3 separate regions of the Homo sapiens genome follow, and all the other regions are linked to region 2. A link is a loop called in an ENCODE intact Hi-C map of the cell type or tissue named here. Cell type or tissue: spleen. All regions are shown on one strand. Links, peaks and the distances in the headings refer to the core of each region. The heading gives the core; the rest is flanking DNA.

What was found. Hi-C counts contacts between places; a loop is a spot of excess contacts. Peaks named below come from ENCODE experiments on the same cell type or tissue, not always from the same donor. Only the 100,000 strongest peaks of a DNase experiment are listed, where the experiment ranks them.
Region 1: a loop joins it to region 2, with 4 times the contacts of the local background. A loop is called at or near these places in 25 of 110 quality-filtered maps.
Region 3: it touches region 2 in a loop (7-fold over the local background); 100 of 110 quality-filtered maps call a loop at or near these places.

Annotation. Positions count from the first base shown.
Region 1 is chr19:34,038,981-34,045,601 of GRCh38, forward strand. No RefSeq gene overlaps it. Among named protein-coding and RNA genes, the nearest start is that of LSM14A, 130 kb to the right of the region's middle. In spleen, for the core only: a CTCF peak has its summit at 3,139 (motif pointing right); a DNase peak (open chromatin) is centred at 3,141.
Region 2 is chr19:34,092,787-34,099,407 of GRCh38, forward strand. It overlaps the pseudogene RPS4XP21. Among named protein-coding and RNA genes, the nearest start is that of LSM14A, 76 kb to the right of the region's middle. In spleen, for the core only: a CTCF peak has its summit at 3,738 (motif pointing left); no DNase peak of the experiment used is centred there; H3K4me3 peaks cover 342 bases; H3K27ac peaks cover 451 bases; H3K27me3 peaks cover 1,937 bases.
Region 3 is chr19:33,775,137-33,781,757 of GRCh38, forward strand. No RefSeq gene overlaps it. Among named protein-coding and RNA genes, the nearest start is that of KCTD15, 18 kb to the right of the region's middle. RefSeq lists a silencer at 3,091-3,250. In spleen, for the core only: CTCF peaks have their summits at 3,054 (motif pointing right) and 3,266 (motif pointing right); a DNase peak (open chromatin) is centred at 3,055; H3K4me3 peaks cover 1,274 bases; H3K27ac peaks cover 646 bases; H3K27me3 peaks cover 4,169 bases.

The sequences.
Region 1 (6,621 bases), core at 600-5,599, 54 kb before region 2:
ATGGATTTCTATCTTTTTCAGTCCATTATTCTCATTAATCTGATGCTTCAATTGTCCCAGTTTGGGCCGATGGAAACCATTTCAAGATGGCTTCTGTGTCTTTTTATTTGTCTCCATCCTTCTTGGATCCCACACTTACCTTCTGGAATATGATGTTCTAGGTTCCTCAGGTTCCTCTTGTACTCTCCTAGCCCAGTCATACTTCTTTTTAAACAAGATGTTTTTGAAGAGACAGGGGTCTGCTCTGTTGCCCAGGTTGAAGTGCAGTGGCACAATCACAGCTCACGGCAGCCTCGCACTCCTGGACTCAAGCGATCCTCCCACCTCAGCCTCCCGAGTAGCCAGGACTACAGGCATGCACCACTACCTGGCTAATTTTTTAAAAAAAATATGTAGCTATGTTGCACAGGCTGCTCTTGAACTCCTGGCCTCAAGCAATCCTTTCCCCTTGGCCTCCCAAAATGTGGGGATTACAGGTGGAAGCCACCATGCCCATGCCCAGCCCCCAGCCATCCTTCTGCCACTCATATTTTGACACACCATGCCAGGTAGCACTTCCACCCCCATATTCACTCTGTCCAGGATCTAACACCCCCACCCCGCATACCAGGCCACCCACCATGGTAGAACTCCAACACCCCATGCCAGGCAGCGCTCCTAGGTGGATGCCTGCCTCACCTTGCTTGAATTTTTTTTTTTTTTTGAGGTAGATTCTCACTCTGTCACCCAGGCTGGAATGCAGTGGCACAATCTTGGCTCACTGCAACCTCTGCCTCCCAGGCTCAAGTGATTCTCCCACTTCAGCCTCCCGAGTAGCTAGGACTCCAGGTGCCCGCCACCACTCCCAGCTAATTTTTGTATTTTTAGTACAGACAGGGTTTCACCATGTTGGCCAGGCTGGTCACGAACTCCTGACCTCAAGTGATCCACCCGCCTCAGCCTCCCAAAGTGCTGGGATTACAGGCGTGAGCCACAGAGCCTGACCTCTTGCTTGAATTCTGATACCCGCTGCATGGATGCTCTCACCTGGGAGATGTCTGATGCCTCACATAGGGCTGCCCTCTTATGCGGAGCACTTCTTTACCCCACTCATGATCAGACACCCCACACTGGGCTGTCATCCTACACAAATGCTTTCCACACTCCAATGCTCCGATGCTCCAAGCTGGGCCGGCCTTCAGCAGGGAGGCCTTCTTATCCGACTCAGGTTCCAATGCTCTGCATCAGCCACCAAACCTCACCCTGGCTATCTCTGACAGCCCAGGCTAGGCCATCCCCACCCCTCCCATGTGGATACCCTCCTCACCTGCTTCAGGATGGTAGGGCTTCCCTGCTGCTCTGTATGGATGTCCACCTTGCTTGGTCCCACCTAATGACTTTTAAAAGGATTTGTTCAGGAAGAGAAAGAAACGGAAGAAGTGGGAAAGAGAAAGAAATAAGCAAGGCTTTTATTTTAGAATCAAGGGGTGCACGTGCAGGTTTGTTACAAGTCTTCCATGATGCTACAGTTTGAGGTATGAATGGTCCCGTCATCCATGTAGTAAGTAGGGTACCCAATAGGTAGTTTCTCAGCCCTTGCCTCACCACCTCTCTCCCCTCTCTATTAGTTTGCATTGTCTATTTTTCCCATCTTTATGTCCATGTGTACCAAATGCTTAGCTCCCACTTATAAGTGAGAACAGGCAGTATTTGGTTTTCTCTTTCTTTGTCAGTTGGCTTAGGATAATGTCCTCCAGCTGCCTCCATGTTGCTGCAAAGGGCATGATATCATCATTTTTTTTATGCTGCATGGTATTCCATGGTGTATATGTACCACATTTTCTTTTTGTTTGTTTGTTTTTTGTTTTTTGTTTTGAGACGGAGTCTCCCTCTGTCGTGCAGGCTGGAGTGCGGTGGCATGATCCCAGCTCACTGCAAGCTCCGCCTCCCGGGTTCACACCATTCTCCCGCCTCAGCCTCCCAAGTAGCTGGGGCTACAGGCGCCCATCACTAAGCCCGGCTAATTTTTTTTTTTTTTTTTTTTTTGTATTTTTAGTAGAGACAGGGTTTCACCGTGTTAGCCAGGATGGTCTCGATCTCCTGACCTCGTGATCCACCCGACTCGGCCTCCCAAAGTGCTGGGATTACAGGCGTGAGCCACCTCATTTTCTTTATCCAGCCCACCACTGATGGGCACCTGGAAAAGCCCATTCTCTTGTAAACCCATTCTAATCAGACTTTTGTCCCATCCTTCCACAGAAACTGCTCCCAACAAGTTAACCATGACCTCCACAATGGTTGATTCTCACAGCTCACTCAACAGAGCTCTTCCTCCTTCTGGGTATGCCTGGTTCACTTGGGTTTGAGGATACACATTCTCCTGGTTTCCTTCCTGCCTCGTGGAAATGCCAAAGTAGAGAAGCCACCTGCCCGTGAACCTAAGACACTAAAATCCTGAAGTGTGTGGACTGCATTCCTGAATTAAAGGCTACCAAAAATGTCACTGTCATGACATACCCACCCCAGATATATACAAAGCAGTTAGACGGGAACAAAATTAAGGGGATAATTATTCATTACAAAACTACTACCTTCACCAGAGGCCAAGGTTAAAATAATAATCTAAACACTAATCTTGTTCTTAGTTTTAATTAATTTTCTTTAAGATGCTCATCACCATTGAGAAACCTGCACAAATGAATGCTAATTCATTTCACTGAAGTGAAAGAGAAAGGGGCTTTTTTGTTTTAAATGCTTTTCTGATTTTTTTTTAAATTAACACTGCTAACCTATTTCATGTTTAAAATCTTCTCTGCCGAGGCTCAAGTTAGGTTTCCCAATGGAAGAAGAATACAGCTCCTGGGAATTAGGGCAAAATGGCTTGTTAAATGAATGAAGACAGAGGCTGAAATACAAATATTTTGTGAAGTGTTCATATTTTATCAGCCAAAATGAGCTATAGCAAATCATCACATGTCTAAAAAATGTAGAGAATACTGGGAGCTGCTCGTTTTACATCGAGTCGACCTTCTGTTGCTTTAATGACCTGATCTGAAATAACCTGGCAGGCTCAGCATCACCCCCAAGGTCCGTGTCAGCAAAGGGACCCACTGTGTCCATCACTGACATGACGCACGCGCCTGGCTGCCACTCACCAGCAGGGGGCACTGCGCCGGGGCCTTTCTGTAGGCAAAACCACTCAAAAGCTAAGGATTGAGAAACATGTATTCCGGGAGACAGAAAAATGTGCGTCAGTGTCACCATCTCAGACAAACTCATTGCCACACCATCGACAGGACATCTTCATGTGTGTCTTCATAACAATATCCACTGTAGGGTGTTCTGAGGCCCAGAGCCTATCCCAGAATTACAAATAAAATAGTAGTGAAGCCAAAAATACCAAGTCTATCTGAAACCCTTTCAGTGAGCATGATTTTTATTTTATTTTATATTTTGAGATAGGGTCTCTCTCGGTCACTCAGCCGGGAGTGCAGTGACACAATGATAACTCACTGCAGACTTGAATTCCCGGGACTCAAGTGGTCCTCCCACCTCAGCCTCCTCAGTAGCTAGGACTATGGCATGCACCACCATGCTCAGCTGAATTTTTTTTTATTTTTTGTAGAGACAGGTTCTCACTTTGTTGCCTATGCTGGTCTGGAACTCCTGGCCTCAAGCAATCCTCCCACCTCGGCCTCCCAAAGTGCTGGGATTACAGGTATGAGTCACCGCTCCTGGTCAACATCTACATTTTATATTTGGGGAAAGTGGGGCCCATAAATTATGTATTTTGTGATATATGAGAGACAAAATAAGAGTTTTAATTGCATTTAATATTTAAAAGACTGTAATGGCTGACCCATAAAACAGGATTTTATCCATGATTTCCTCTCTAGTGAATCATTCCTATCAGCACAAATTTTTCCCATGTTAAAAAAAAAATAAGTTTTGGCTAGGTGCAGTGGCTCATGCCTGTAATCCCAGCAGTTTGGGAGGCCAAGGTAGGAGGATCACCTGAGGCCAAGACTTGAAGACTTATCTGAGCAACATAATGAGACTGCTGTCTCTACCAAAAAAAAAAAAAAAATTAAAAATTAGCTGGACATGGTGGCATGCACCTGTAGTCCCAGCTACTCGGGAGGCTAAAGGGGGAGGACCCCTTGAGCCCAGGAGTTTGAGGCTGCAATGAGTGGTGATTGCACCACATCACTCCACTCCACTCCACTCCCTGTCTCCAAAAAAAGAAAAAAAAAAAAAAAAAGTTTTGGCCTTTCTTTCCCTTCTCATTACTGCCCCCATTTCTCTCTTTCCCTTTATAGGGAAGTTGTGTGGTAAACACACTCTACGATGAGTATTCACATCCTTGAATAAACTCCTCCCCTTGAAGGAGGACATAGTTTGCTTGAGTGTGAGCAAAGCTGTGACTTGCTTCTAACCAACTGTATACAGCAAAATCAATAGGATGTCACTCCCAAGATTACATACTATTAAGACTCCATCTTGCTATCAAACTCACTCTAACACTCTCTCTCAAGATAGTTCTGAAGAAATAAGCAGCCAGGATAGGAGGCCAATCTATCAAGAAGCTAAAGACAACCTCTAAGAGCTGAAAGCCACCAAGAAGCCAGGACTCTAAGTCCCACAACCACAAGGAAATGAGTTCTATCACCAACCTGAGTGAGCTTGAAAGCACCTTCTTCCCCAGTTGAGCCTCCAGATTAGAACACAGTCAAGCTAATCCCTTGATGGCAGCCCTGTGAGACCCTAAGAAGAGGACCCAGTTAATCTGTGCCCAGACTCTTGTGAGATAATAAATGCATGTTTTCTTTTAAGTCACTAAGTTTGTGGTAATTTTTTATGCAGCTGTGTTCAAGGATTTCCCAACACCACTCTCAGCTTCAATGATCACTAGAAGGACTCGCAGAATTCAGCAGAGCCATTACACTCACAGTTACAGTTTATCACAGTGAGCAGATACAGATTAAAATCATCAATGAAAAAAGATGCATAGGGAAGAATCAGGAGAGACCAGGCATCAGTTTCCAGTTGTTCTCTCACCATGGAGTCATGTAGACAGCACTTAATTCTCCCAGCAATGATGAATGACAGCTCCCACAGAGTATTACCAAACAGGGAAACTCACTGAAGCCTTTCTGTCCAGGGCTTTTATTGAAGGTTGGTTACCTAGGCATGGCTGACTGCCTGCATGGCTGACTCGAGTCTCCAGCACCTCCAGAGATTGAGATCATACTGGGTAGTACAAGGCCCCCGCCATCAATCACATTGTTAACATGAACTATCTTACATGGCCCAAGGCCTCAGATAAACAAAGACATTGTTAACAGACAGGAGATTCCAGGAGATTAGAGGTTGTCTCCCAGTAGCCAGGAAAGGACCAAACCTTTCTTTGGAATGTGGAAGAATCAGACTACCTAAACCTGCTGAATCCTTTATAGCACAGCAGAAATAGATAACTAATAAAGATTCTGGTACCTAGAAGTAGGGTGCTGCTGTAGAAGTGGCTTTGGAATAAGGTAATGGGTGGAGGCTGGAAGAATTGTGATGAGCATCATAGAAAAAGTATAAATTGCTTTAAACAAGCCATTAATAGAAATCTGGACTTGGAGAATGGTACCGGTGATAGCTCAGAAGGAAGTGAGGACCATGTTATTAGAAAATGAAGGAAGGAAAGGCTGGGTGCAGTGGCTCATGACTGTAATCCCAGTACTTTGGGAGGCCAAGGTGAGTGGATCACTTGAGGTCAGAAGTTCGAGACCAGCCTGGGCAAAATGATGAAACCCCATCTCTACCAAGAAGAAGAAGAAGAAGAAGAAGAAGAAGAAGAAGAAGAAGAAGAAGGAGAAGGAGAAGGAGAAGGAGAAGGAGAAGGAGAAGGAGAGGAGGAGGAGGAGGAGGAGGAGGAGGAGGAAGAGGAAGAGGAAGAGGAAGAAGAAGAAGAAGAAGAAGAGGAAAGAAAAAATACAAAAATTAGCTAGGCATGGTGGCGGGCATCTATAATCCCAGCTACTCAGGAGGCTGAGCCAAAAGAATCATATGAACCTGGGAGGTGGAGGTTGCAGTGAGCCAAAATCATGCCACTGCACTCCAGCCTGAGTGATGGAGTGAAACTCTGTCAGGAAAGAAAAAGACAGAAGAAAGAAAAAGAAAGAAAGAAGGAGAAAGAAAAGAAAAAGAGAGAAAGAAAGAAAAAGAAAGAAAGAAAGAAAGAAAGAAAGAAAGAAAGAAAGAGGAAGAGAGGGAGAGAGGGAAGGAGGGAGGAAGGAAGGAAGAAAGAAAAAGGAAAGGAAGGGAAGGAAAGAAGGAAGGAAGAGAGAGAGAGAAGAAGGAAGGAACAGGGACAGTAAATAAGGTAGAAATCAGGAGACATTCATGGGACTGGGGCCAATCAGACATCAACATGGTGGATTAGCATCCAAGATGGAGTAATGTTTGTCTCCACAGGAAGAGACGTGAATCACTGGGGATTAGACTGTGGTGGACAGACTGTAAGATCATCCTTTATAATCCTCAAATTCTAGTATTAATGCACTTTTAGAATCCCCTTCCCTTGAGTATGGGCAGGATCCATAACTCGCCTTAACCAATAGAACAGGACAAAGGTGATGTGACATCATTCCCAGT
Region 2 (6,621 bases), core at 1,081-6,080:
GTGTCGAACTTCAAAGCAGTGATGTTGCCAGTCTCCAAATCAATCTGAATGGTGTCGTTCACTTTAATGAGGGAATCAGGGTGGCGGATAGTGTGAGCATCGTGAATCACCAGGTGAGGGGTTCCTTTTGTGCACACAAAGATTTTTCTCATTTTGCATAACTTGTACTTGACTTCCTCAGGTGTAACACGATGTACAGCAAAGCGACAATTGATGCCATAGATCAGACGGAAACCCTCTCCCGTCTTGTCAATGCTGATGACATCCATAAATCCAGTAGGGTAGGTTATATCAGTTCGAACCTTGCCATCTACCTTAATGAACCACTGCATGCAAATCTTCTTCACTTCATCTCCTGTCAGGGCATATTTAAGTCTGTTCCTCAGGAAAATATGAGGGAGACACTCTCTCAGCTTTTGGGGACCAGTGGATGGACGAGCAGCAAACACACCAGTCAATTTATCCAGCATCCAACGTTGTGGAGCTGCTACCCGCTTCAGATGCTGCTTGGGACCGGAAGCCACAGCTGTAATAGGCACAGAAAGAGGACCTCCCATCTTCTATGCACATAGAAACTGGGAACCAATAAAGTATTTTTACATTAAGGTATGTAGGCCAGGTGTGGTGCCTCACGCCTGTAACCCCAGCACTTTGGGAGGCCAAGACGGGTGGATTACTTGAGGCCAGGAGTTTGAAACCAGCCTGGCCAACAAGGCGAAACCCCATCTCTACTAAAAATACAAAAATTAGCCGGGCATGGTGGTGCACGCCTGTAGTCCCAGCTACCCGGGAGGCTGAGGGTGGAAAATTGCTTGAATCTGGGAGGCGGAGGTTGCAGTGAGCCAAAATCACACCACTGCCTTCCAGCCTGGGCAACAGAGAGAGACTCCATCACAAAAAAAAAAAAAAAAAGAATAAACATATGAAAGAAAGTTTAGCTATTGTATTAGTCTATTCTCATACTGTTATAAAGAAATACCTGAGACTGGGTAATTTATAAAGAAAAGAGGTTTAATTGGCTCACAGTTCTGCAGGCTGTACAGGAAGCATAGCAGCCTCTGCTTCTGGGGAGGCCTCAGGAAGCTTCCAGTCATGGCAGAAGGCAAAGGGGGATGGAGGCATCTCACATCGTGGCAACAGGAGCAAGAGGGAGGTGGGGGAGGTGCCACACACTTTAAACAACAAAATCTCTCCAGAACTCACTATCATGAGGACAGTACCAAGAGGAAACCCATCCACATGAGCCAATCACCTCCTACCAAGGCCCCACCTCGAACACTCGTGATTACAATTCAACATGAGATTTGGGTGGTGACACAGATCCAAACCATATCAGCTATAGTAATAATAAAATTGCAAATTCAAATAACTTGATTCAAGTCTTGCAATGCCCCCTTCTCAATTAGGCTTACCTTGGTTTCTCTAATTAAAACTGCAACCCTTGGCCAGGCACAGGGGCTCACACCTGTAACCCCAGCACTTGGGTAGGCCAAGGCAGGAGGATCACTTGAACCCAGGAGTTCGAGACCAGCCTGGGCAACATGGTGAAACCCTGTCTCTACAAAAAAAATACGTCTGGGCTTGGTGTCATGGGCCTGTAGTCCCAGCTACTTAGGAGGCTGAGGCAGGAGGATCACTTGAGCCTGGGAGATGAAGGTTGCAGTGAGCTGAGATCATGCCACTGCACTCCAGCCTAGGTGACAGAGCAAGACCCTTTCTCAAAAAATAAAAATAAAAATGAAAACTGCAATCCTTGGCCAGGTGTAGTGTCTCACACCGTTAACCCCAGCATTTTGGGTGGCTGAGGCAGGAAGACTGCTTGAGCCTAGGAGTTAGAGACCAGCCTGGGCAACACAGGGAGATGTCACCTCTACAATAAATTTAAAATTAAAAAACTACAATCTTCTCCACTCCCTACTCCTTTAACTTGCTCTGTTTTTTTTTTAACTATAGCACTTTTTGCTTTCTAAAATGCTAAAGGATTTACTTATTTATAACATTTATCATGTATGTACATGTCCTCCACTCAAATATAAGTTTCATGAGATCAGAGGTTGTTTTTTTCAATAATCTATCCCAAGCACTGAGAATATGCCTAGTACATGGTTAGTAATCAATATCTATGTGTTGAATGAATGCAGCAGATTGACAAAATAATAATACCCACGGTAGGCAAGAGTGTGAATAGTCAGACTCATGTACTGTTAACAAGAGAGTAAACTGATTAAATGAACTATATACATTCATACTCGAACATACTAAACAACCATTGAAAGTGATATTGTGCAGTGTGGCAAAATACAATTACACTCTGTTCCCCAGGCTGGAGTGCAGTGGCGCAATCACTGCCCCCCACCGTCTGGACCTCCTGGGCTCAAGTGATCCTCCCACATCAGCCTCCTGAATAGCTGGGACTACAGGAGCAAGCCACCATGCATTGTTAATTTCTTTTTTTTTTTTTCATTTTGTAGAGATGGGGCCTCACTAGGTTGCCCAGGCTGGTCTTGAATTTAGAACTTTTTAGTAAAGTTCCCATCACATTATCATGGGAATAATACAAATTATAAAATAGCATGTACAATCTGTTTCCAAGGAAAAAGTGTGTACAACAAAATCTTATCTATGAGGTGAGATTACAAGTTGTTGTTTTTGTTGCTGTTGTAAGACAGAGGCTCGCTCTGTCGCTCAGGCCAGAATACAGTGGCACCATCCTAGCTCACTACAGCCTCGAATTCCTGGGCTCAAGCAATCCTCCTGCCTCAGCCTCCTGAGGAGCTGGAACTACAGGTGTGCGCCACTGTGCCCAGCTAATTTTTTTTTATTTTTTGTAGAGACAGGGTCTTGCTATGTTGCCCAGGCTGGTCCCAAACTCCTGGGCTCAAGCAATCCTCCCACCTCAGCTTCCCAAAGTGCCGGGTTTACAGGTGTGAGCCACTGCATCTGCCCTGCCACATTTATTTTCTACAATGAATATGTGTTAGATGTATAGCAAGCAAGGGAAACATTTTTTAAAAGGAGAAAATAGAAACTACCCGGTTAATACGCATAGGCTTTCCTGTTTTAACAAGGATATCGGAAGAGTAAGAACATATTTTAGAAGATTCACTCTGCAGTTACATTAAATGGAAACCAGCAAGCAAAGAGAAATGGGTAACCAAATGTAGGCTATTTAAATGTCCTCTCTATTGTCTGTAGTTTTTAAACTGCAAAAAGTAAAAGTGTGTATGAAATAAATTGTATGAAAGTTTCTGGATTTAAAAAGCCCATTCTCTTCTCAGGAAGACCCGGATATCCTTCTGGAAAGAAATTCACGAATTCTGACCATCCTTGAAGCCAAACTCAAGCCCGCTGGCCTCACACGAATCTGCCTGTTACTCCTTAATAAGACAGGACTTCCTTTGGGCTTGGGCTGGGATCAAATGGTGCTGTGTGAAAGCCACCCATTCCTGCCAATCACACAACCCCTGTAAACAGCACGGCTTATTGTGAAAATTAATTCAGGGAGCTTAAACTCCACCGAACAGAAGGGTTTAAAAAGAAAAGAAAAAAAATTCCCGTGGTTTAGAAAATACTAGATGCATTATGACCTTCGGTATGAGTCCCAGGCTATGTGCATTATACCGGCAACACCCGGGAAAACATAAGCTGTCTTTTTTAATCCATCAGATAATTACACCGACTACAAGGACATTTTGGCAACTACTAGAAAATACTGCCCTCTGGTGTTAAGGTCATTCCACACTGATTAACACAACAAAAAGGAAAAAAAGAAAAGCCTTTCTTAAATACAAAAACCACTACCTTCAGGGACTTATGTTTTTGACTTGCAAAAAATCTGAACACAAAATCCCAAAGGATTTTACGGGTATATATTGTGGACACCTTCCCCACTGTGCCCGGAAAATACCTACTAATGTTATTACAAGCTGTCTCAGTCAATTCATGTCAGAGGATCTCCTCTCCAAGAGCTATATTCAGCTGTCTCTTGAACAAAACAAAACCAAAAAGTATTTTCAAGAGCTTCTGTGGGGGAGAAGTTTCTGGAAAATAAACTAAAGATTATTTTCACAGAAAATTTTCTACTAATCCTGGTAGGAAGAATAGAAAGAAGAGCAATATTACGATATTTTATATATTATAGAAGTCTTTAAAAATGTGAGACAATTTTTATGAAAAACAAAATAGCCACATTAATAAAGAAGCTGGCAATCATTGGCTTTATATTGATCATCTTATTCCTGCTTAAAGGTACTTCAAGAATAAGATAGAAAGGAGGTTCTGTCGTAGCTCTCCGCTATAAGAAAATAAAACTTTAAAAGGGTGGGGCGTGCCGTTCTGATGGTTACACACACAAGAATTGCATGCACAAATTCAGCAGTCTTGGCTGGGCATGGTGGTTCACACTTGTAATCTCAGCGCTTTCAAGCCAAAGCCACCATGCCCAGCCTTTTTTTTTTTTTTTTTTTTTCAGATGGGATCTCATTCCGTTTCCCAGGCTGGAACGCAGTGGCGCAATCTTGGCTCACTGAAACCTCCACCTCCTGGGCTCAAGCGATTCTCCCACTTCAGTCTCCCTAGTAGCTGGGACTACAGGTGCCCACCACCATTCCTAGCTAATTGTTTTTTGTATTTTTGGTAGAGATGGGGTTTCACCATGTTGCCCAGACTAGTCTCGAACTCCTGAGCTCAAGTGATCTGCCCGCCTTGGCCTCCCAAAGTGTTGGGATTACAGGCGTGAAGCCACCATGCCCAGCCCATGATCTTTTGTAGAGATGGAGCCTCACCGTGTTGCCAATAAAAGAAACCAAAGTTCCATGGAGAAATGACCGATTCTAAGACTGGGGCAGGAAATACACAGGATAAGCCAGGAGCACCTACTAGTACCAGAAAGTAGGAAAGTGCTCAAAACAAACAAACCAAAAAAAAGCCCACATCAGTGGGGAGACGTCAAAGGGTCACAGGATCCAACTGAAAGAGATCCCAATAGTCAAAACTGGAACAACTTGAGTAACAAAATAAAATAGATTGGATCATAACCCAAAGCATGGAATAAACACCCATGAGTCCACACTGATATTAATGATTGAATAAATAAATGCAGTTCTCCTTCCGCATCCACTGCAAATTGGTTCCGGGACCCCCATAGATACCAAAATCCATGGATGCTCAAGTCCTTTATATAAAATGGTATCGTATTTGCACATAACCAGGACACATCCCTCTGTACACTCTAATTATATTTAGATTACTTATAATACCTAATACAATAGAAATGCTAGGTAAATAGCTGTTCTGTGTTGCTTGTTTTATTTGGTTTTTGTTTTGGTTTGGTTTGGTTTTGGTTTTTTTGTTTTTTTGTTTTTTGTTTTTTGTTTTTGAGATGGAGTTTCGCTCTTGTCACCCAGGCTGGAGTACAGTGGTGCCGTCTTGGCTCACTGCAACCTCTGCCTCCTGGGTTTAAGCGATTCTCCAGCCTCAGCCTCCTGAGTAGTTGGGATTTCAGGCACCCACCACCACGCCTGGCTAATTTTATATTTTTAGTAGAGATGGGGTTTCACCATGTTGGCCAGGCTGGTCTCAAACTCCTGACCCCAGGTGATCCACCCGCCTCGACCTTCCAAAGTGCTGGGATTACAGGCGTGAGCCAGTGTCCCCGGCCAGTTTGTATGAATTTTTACTGGGTTTCTTTCCCTAATATTTTTTATCTGTGGTTGGCTGAATCCACGATGTGGGATCAGAGAATACAGAGGGCTGAGTGTAGAAGGGGGAGAAGAGACACGTCTTCCATGCGGAAGAAGTTCAATGAATTCTCACAGATACTCCACCCCCACAGAGGTGGAGCATAACTCCTCACTCCTGAAGTGTGGCCTGCATGTAGTGACTTCCTTCCAAAAATGGGAGAAGAGTAACTTTACAGTAGAGAAACCTGACCAACACTATCTCTGGCAGGTGATTAAGGTCAATGCCAACAGTGATAAGTCATATTGATAGTACGGTCATGCACTACATCATGACATGAGTTATATCATTATAATCATGGTGAGTTGTATAATTACTTCATCATATATTACAATGTAATCATAATAGAAATAAACAGCACAATAAATATAAAGTGCTTGAATCATCCCCAAACCATCCCTCAACCCCCACCCTAGTCCATAGAAAAATTGTCTTCTGGTCCAGCGTGGCTCACACCTGTTATCCCAGTACTTTGGGAGGCCAAGGTGGGTGGATCACTTGAGGCCAGGAGTTCAAGACCAGCCTGGCCAATATGGCGAAACCCCTCCTCTATTAAAAATACAAAAATTAGCTGGACATAGTGGCGCACACCTGTTATCCCAGCTGCTCGGGAGTCTGAGGCACAAGAATTACTTGAACCTGGGAGGCAGAGGTTACAGTGAGCCAAGATCTGCCACTGCACTCCAGCCCGGGTGACAGAGTGACACTCTGTCTCAAAAAAAAATAGAAAGAAAGAAAAATCATCTTCAATGAAACCGGTCCCTGGTACCAAAAAGGTTGGGGACTTCTGTGTTAAGGGATCTGCTTCATTGAAAGCGATGAAACTAACAAAAATTCATGGAAGTTCTCTATCAGATGCAGAGAAACTTCTAATGACCTGGA
Region 3 (6,621 bases), core at 911-5,910, 320 kb before region 2:
TTCATGTGCAGGAAAGTGTCCCTGGTCATGGGTGCATTTGGTGAAGCCAGAGGCAGTGCCCCTATGGCATCTGCTCAGCAGGGAACACCTGAACTCTCCGCTGACACAGCATCTGGGAGCAGCTTGGAGACAGTGAGGATGACACAGCCCCTCCCCTGGGTGAGCGTGTGTGTGCGTCTGCATGTGTGTGTCGGGGGAGAAGGCACATGCACTTGTATCATCTCTCAGAGAAACGCCGGCTCAAGCTGGACAGACGTGGACACACAACGCATCCATCAGTGGGGGGCTTTTGTTGCAGGTGGTGATGACAGAAGACAGGTGCAGGCAGTGACCATGATCACCACTTGACAGCCCTGAGAGTGACCTCCAACTGAAGGCCAGAGGCCCAGCCTGGAGACCAACCCAGCTCCAACCCCCAACCCCAGCCCCAAACCTCACAGGGCTCAGGAAGAGCCGACTCAGTGCAGTGGTAGGGAAGTATGTGTGTGTGCACGTGTGCATGTGTCTGTGTGTGTGTCTGGGTGTCTGTGTGGGTGTCTGGCCTGTGCTGTGGGGTGGGTGGATGTGAGCGCGTATATGTCTATGTGTGTGTCTGGCCTATACTCTCCACATGTGTGTTTGTGAGTGTGTGTGTTTGGCCTGTACTGTGGGTGGGTGTGAGCATATGGATCATGTGGGTGGGTGTGTTTGTGTGGATGTCTGGCCTGTGCTGTGGGATAAACGGGTGTGAGCATGTGGGTGTGTGTGTCTGGCCTGTGATGTGGGGTGGGTGGGTATGAGCGTGTGTGTGTGTGTCTGTGTCTATGTCTGTGTGTGTGTGTGTGTTTCTGCCCTGTGCTGTAGGGTGGGTGGGTGTGAACGTGTGTGTGTGTCTCTGGCCTGTGCTGTGGGGTGGGTGTGAGCATGTGTGTGTTTGTGTCTGTGTGTGTCTCTGTGTGTATGTCTGGCCTGTGCTGTGGGGTGGGTGGGTGTAAGTGTATGTCTGTATGTGTGTTTCTGTGTGTGTCTGGCCTGTACAGTGTGAGTGTATGTTTGGCCTGTATCATGTGGATGGGAGTGAGCATACAGGTAATGTGGGTCTGTGTGTCTGCGTGGGTGTGTGTCTGTGTGGGTGTCTGGCCTGTGCTGTGGGCTAAATGGGTAATGAGTATGTGGGTGTGTGTGGGGGGAGGGAGGTATCTGGCCTGTGCTGTGGGGTGGGTGTGAGCGTGTGTGTGTGTGTGTGTTTCTAGCCTGTGCTATGGGGTCAGTGGGAGCGTGTGTGTCTGTGTGTGTGTGTTCCTGGAGTGAGGGGTGTGCATTGTGTGTGAGCCCGCGTCCATGCCGGGTGTGGGCTGTGTGCAGTCTGAGTCCTGCCCGTCTCCAGGACCATCTCGTGCACCTGCTCCTCGTCTCTCCCTGCCCATTCGCTGGCCATTTTGTGGATGTCACCTGGAAGGGGCCAACTGATCAGAGACCCTAGAAAGGGCCACTGGCAGCTCCCAGGGGCAAAGGAGGCCCATTGAGTTGGGAGAAGAACAGCCCAAGCCCCAGGGCCCTCCCCAGCTTGGTCCCCCTGTGGGCCCCTCCGGGCGGCCCCAGGGAAGTCCCTGCCAGGCCTCTGCCCTTGAGTGGCTGAGACCTCCTGGATGGGAGCCCCACTCTCTGAGTGGTGACGAGAACAGACGTCCCAAAGCCTAGGGTCCCTCCTGGGGCTTGGGAGCCCCAAAGGCCTTGAGTATCCTGGGGAGATAGGATTCAAGGTCCACACAGATGGTCAGGTGGGAAACTCGGGCAGTTCTGGCTCCCCCCAGCTCCCCCTCCTCCCTGCTGTCTCGACAGGGTTTGGTGGCCCATACAGGGCCTGTCCAAGGGGCCCAGGACAAAGTCAGGCAGGCAGTGGACAGGGGGTCCCCCATCATCTCCCCCTACTCTCAGGCAGGGTTTGCCAATTTCATCCTCAGGGCTGAGCCCCTTGGTGGGGGACAGGAGCCTGTGGAGCCCATGGTTCTGAGGCCTGGAGGCGGCCTCACCTCACTGCCCCTATCTCTTCTTGGCCCCTTCCTCTTCAGGGAGCACTCGTGGTGAACCCAGCGAACATCCTGCTGGCGTCCCTCACTCCTCCACTGCTCTACAAGCCCAGGGGACCCAGAGCTGGGCACAAGAGGCTGTGTTGAACCACGGGATCCAGAAATGGGCAAAGGTGAAAGTTGGGGGTGGGGTAGTCTGGGCTCAAGTAACACTGCCCCTACCTCCGGGGACTCCCAGCTGATGGGTACCATGACTCCTGAATGAGGAATAGGCAGGCGCCCCGGGGAGCAGGGTGTGGGGAGAGGACTGTATGTTAGCCCCACTGCCCTGCCCGGGCCGGGGAGGGGGTGTGGGAGCCCTGAGCTGGGTTCTTCACACTGCCCTGGCCTGGCTGCTTGTTGGCCCTTCTCACTGCCCAGGGCACGCTTTGCACAAGAGGCTCTGTTGGGAGATGGCAGCAGAGGGGGACCCGGGGTCTGGGCCAGGCCGGGGCTACTAGGGGACTATCCTCCTGCCTCTCCTTCACCCTGGGCCGGCCTCAGGAAAGGAGGAGCAGGGGAGCAGCTGGAGGTGCCAAGAGCTCTGGAAGCTAGGGAAGGGGGCAGGGGGCAGGGGCAGAGGGCAGAGAGAGCAACTTCCTGTCACGGGCCTGGGCGACCCTTCCGCGCCACCTGGGTATGCCAGCCTGAGTCAAGTGGACAGTGAGTGCTGAGCGTGGAGAAGTGCAGGTGCGTGCGCGAGGTGTTTAAAGAGGAGACCAAGGGACTGGGACCCTGAGTGTGTCGGGGGTGCAGGTGTCGGGGGTCACTCGTGCTGGGTGCTGCGCTGTGGCCTCGTGTGCGTTGCCCAGTGCCCCTCTCCCAGCGGTGCTGTCCACTCATGCCTCGCTCTACTGTATAGGTGAGAAGACTGAGGCACAGAAAGGCGTGGCCAGAGCTGTGCAGCGCAGGAGTTGGAGCTGGGATTGCGCCCAAGCGGCCGGCAGGGGCTCCCTCGCGTTCGTACCCACAGGCGCAGAGCCGTTCTCCGCCGCCAGGTGGGGCTAAGTCCCCGCTCCCGAGCAGCGGCTTGGGGATCCCCGGCGGGGCCGCCAGGTGGCAGCAGCGCTCTGGCCGCGCGGCTCCAGCTCCCGGGCGCCCCGCGTCCCCAGCCTCCCCACCGCGCAGTCGGCTCCTCTGTCACCTCGCCCTCCCAACCATGGGGTCACGGGGCTCCCGCCCCTCCACTGTCTGCGGGCGGCCTCCAGAGGTTACTCTCAAACCCACCAGCTCCAGGGGACCCGCCTGTGCTAACACTAAGCCCCCAAACACCCGCAGCGCCCCTAAAGCAGTGACATCCACAACCTCCCCGGGGGCTTGTCCTGCACGCTCCATCAGGGTGATGTCAGGCCTTCTCCAACCTCAACCACAACACGAACGCACACGCGCAAACACAAATGCATGCACACACACAGGCACAGACGCACAGACACACACAACCACACACACAGACACACAGACACCCATCCTCACAAACACACACCCAGACAGATATGCAGACACACGCATGCACACAGACCCAGATGCACGCGGACACACAGACACACACGTAAACACACAGAAACATGCACGGCTCAGGACGGGGCTTCTTGCTGCATTGAAATAAATGGGAAGAACCGGAAGGTCCCTCACTGTCTCAGCCAAGTGCATGCACTTCCCACGCTGAGCCCTGTCCTCCACTTCCCCTCCTGCACTGGCCAGAGGTCACCCCCGACACACACACACACACACACACACACACACACACACACACCAGATCCCAGTCCCTTAGCCTACTCCTTAAGCACCTCCCGCGCGCACCTGCGCCCTCTCTGCACACACAGCAGGCTTTCCCATCAGCAGAAAACAAGCTGTCAATGCCCCACCTTTAAAAACGGGGAAGCCGTAGCCAGATGGCCCCTGCAGCGCCTGCCCATTTCTCTCCTCTCCTTCCTGGCAGAACCCACCCCTCAGCCCCCATGGCTTCACCTCCTTTTCCACTCTGGACCCCACCCTGGCCTGCCTTCCAATCTTGCCACCCGCAGAGTCCGCTGACAAGGCACCTTCCACTGCCGCACGCTGGCAATCCCAGGCACTCTTCTGCCTACACACTCCCTGGGCGAGCTCCCCATCACCCCTGTGCTAGACTCCCGGATTTGCCCCTGCAGCCCTGATCGGTAGACCCCCATGGCCAGCCGCCTCACCCCCAGCTGTCGGCACGTCCAGCGGGTGTCTCCACTTGAACGTCTCACCTGAGCCGCACACCTTTCACACCTCAAGCCCCTCCTCTCCCGGCTTCCCGGCTCAGCCTTCCCTACAAGCCCTGGATCGTCCCTTTCGCCCTGCCTCCCAAGGGCATACTGAATCCATGTCCATTCTCCCTCTCCAGGGCTGTCATTTAACCCAAGCCATTATCACACTAGCATCTCCTGCCTTGGCACCTAAAGTAATAAGTAACTATGGAATTTACCGGTTTACCAGGTACTGCTCTAAGTATTTCATATTTTTTGTACCCTGCCCCTCGCGATCCCGGCTGACTGCAAACTCCGCCTCCTAGGTTCAAGAAATTTTCCTGCCTCAGCCCCCCGAGTAGCTGGGATCACAGGGGCCTGCCACCACACCGGGCTAATTTTTGTATTTTTAATAGAGACGGAGTTTCACCATGTTGGACAGGCTGGTCTCAAACTCCCGACCTCAAGTGATTCACTCGCCTCGGCCTCCCAGAGTGCTGGGATTACAGGCTTAAGCCACCTCGCCTGGCTAGCGTTTCACATATAAGAGCTTATCTAATCCTCACTACAACCCTGGAAGACCGTTATCATCCTCCCCATTTTTTGCAGATGAAGACATTGAGACACAGAGAGGTTAAGTAATCTGCCCAAGGCCACACAGCTATAATGGGGATCTTCCAGAATTCAGAGCCTGATGGTTTGGCCCTGGCTCTGTGTGCCCATGAGTGCACAGTTCTTACTGGCTCTCTGGTGTTCCAATGGGGTAGGAGGTTTTGCGACAGCAGAGAAGGAATTGAATGGTCACTAGGGCAAGGGAAAGACAAGCTCTCTGGAGAAAGAGAGGGAGTGTCTCAGGCATTGCTTTGCACCCATTTGCAGTTTATGATGGATGTGCAGGGCACCAGCATGCCTTCCTGCTGCAGCATAAGCAAGGTCACAGCGGGGCTCCTCCTAGACCTGTGTGACAGAGGAGTGAAGGACACAGAGAATAGTCACCCAATCAGGACAAGGCTGGATGAGGAAGGGCATCAAGACAGGAAGGGCTGATAGGCAGAGAGAAGGCGCTGGGGTCTGCGGAGGAAGTGAGGCGGGAGTTGGGGACCTGTGACCTTGGAGATGGTGTGGTTTCCTGTGGTGACAGGCAAACTGTGGCCAGGGGTGGCAGTGGCCAGGATCACGATGATGACTTTCACCTCTGCCCACCATGATAATCTCCTGGATGGAGATGACCTCGGTTCCAGGGCTTGTGAACAAGTCACGCCCCACAGAGGGACCCTCTTCAGCCTCCTCTGGGGTCTGGTGACACGGTGGTCCTGTACCTGTGCCTCTGGCTCCATCAGTTCACACTTGCTACCTGCCTGCTTACCTGCCTGCTGTCACCTGTTCCAGCCTGTATCCACCTGCCTGTGACTACCTGAGTTTGCCTGTGACCACCCACACCCATCTGTCTCTCTCTGCCTTGGTGGGTGGTGGTTTTGGGGCTACAGGTCAGCCCCCTCCTCCGCGTGCAGGGCCTGAGAGCAGGGGCGTGGGAGACGGAGTCTGCCAATCTGGCCGCACCAGCTGGAGATGAGCCCAGGACTGCTGACGCCTCCAGCCTGCCTCTGGGGAGACCATGCTGTGTGGATGACAGTCCCCTAAGACCCGGAAGCGAGCCACGTCTGGGAGGATGAGATGGGGTCGGCAAATCTGGGCCGGGAGGGAAGGCTGCATTCTTGCTCTCCAAACCGATGTGCTGAATTTTACTTTTCCTTTTAGTTATTTCTTCTTCTTAAATCCTGTTTCTCTCCCTGAGGCAGCTAATCTATTATTTAACATCGGATTGTGGGATTGAAACTCCAAGGCAAATTGAAAATTATTTGTGTTTGAGGTTTCAGGCGTGAAGCTGAGGCAACCATTTCTGAGAGATCCTGAGAACCCGGGCAAAGGTAGCGAACCCACAGCACTGTTCCTGGAAGGGGCTGAGAGGACTGGGGTGCAGGAAGCGTTCCACAGACCTGGCAGGCTGGGGGGCCCCGCTATGCTCCAGCCTTGCCCACCCAAAGCCCGCAGCTCGGGGGTCATTAATCTCCATGTGGCATTTCACTTGGGAAATGCTGTCAACACCTCCCACTGGCCAAAGTCCTCAAGAGGCTGGGCAGGTGCCATCAGTCACCCTGGGCCTGTGCCCACCCTGGGGGAAATGCCTCGGTCATGAGAGGATTAATGACACGAGGAGAAGGGCTCGTCATCATTTTTCAAGGTTCGGCTCTCTGTAGATCTGCAGGCAGGATTGCTGGCCTAACAGTCAGTGGAGAGTGACCCAAGGCTCTGGAGAGTGACCAAGGAACACGGCTGAGGGTGGGGGGCCCTGGCCTGGACCC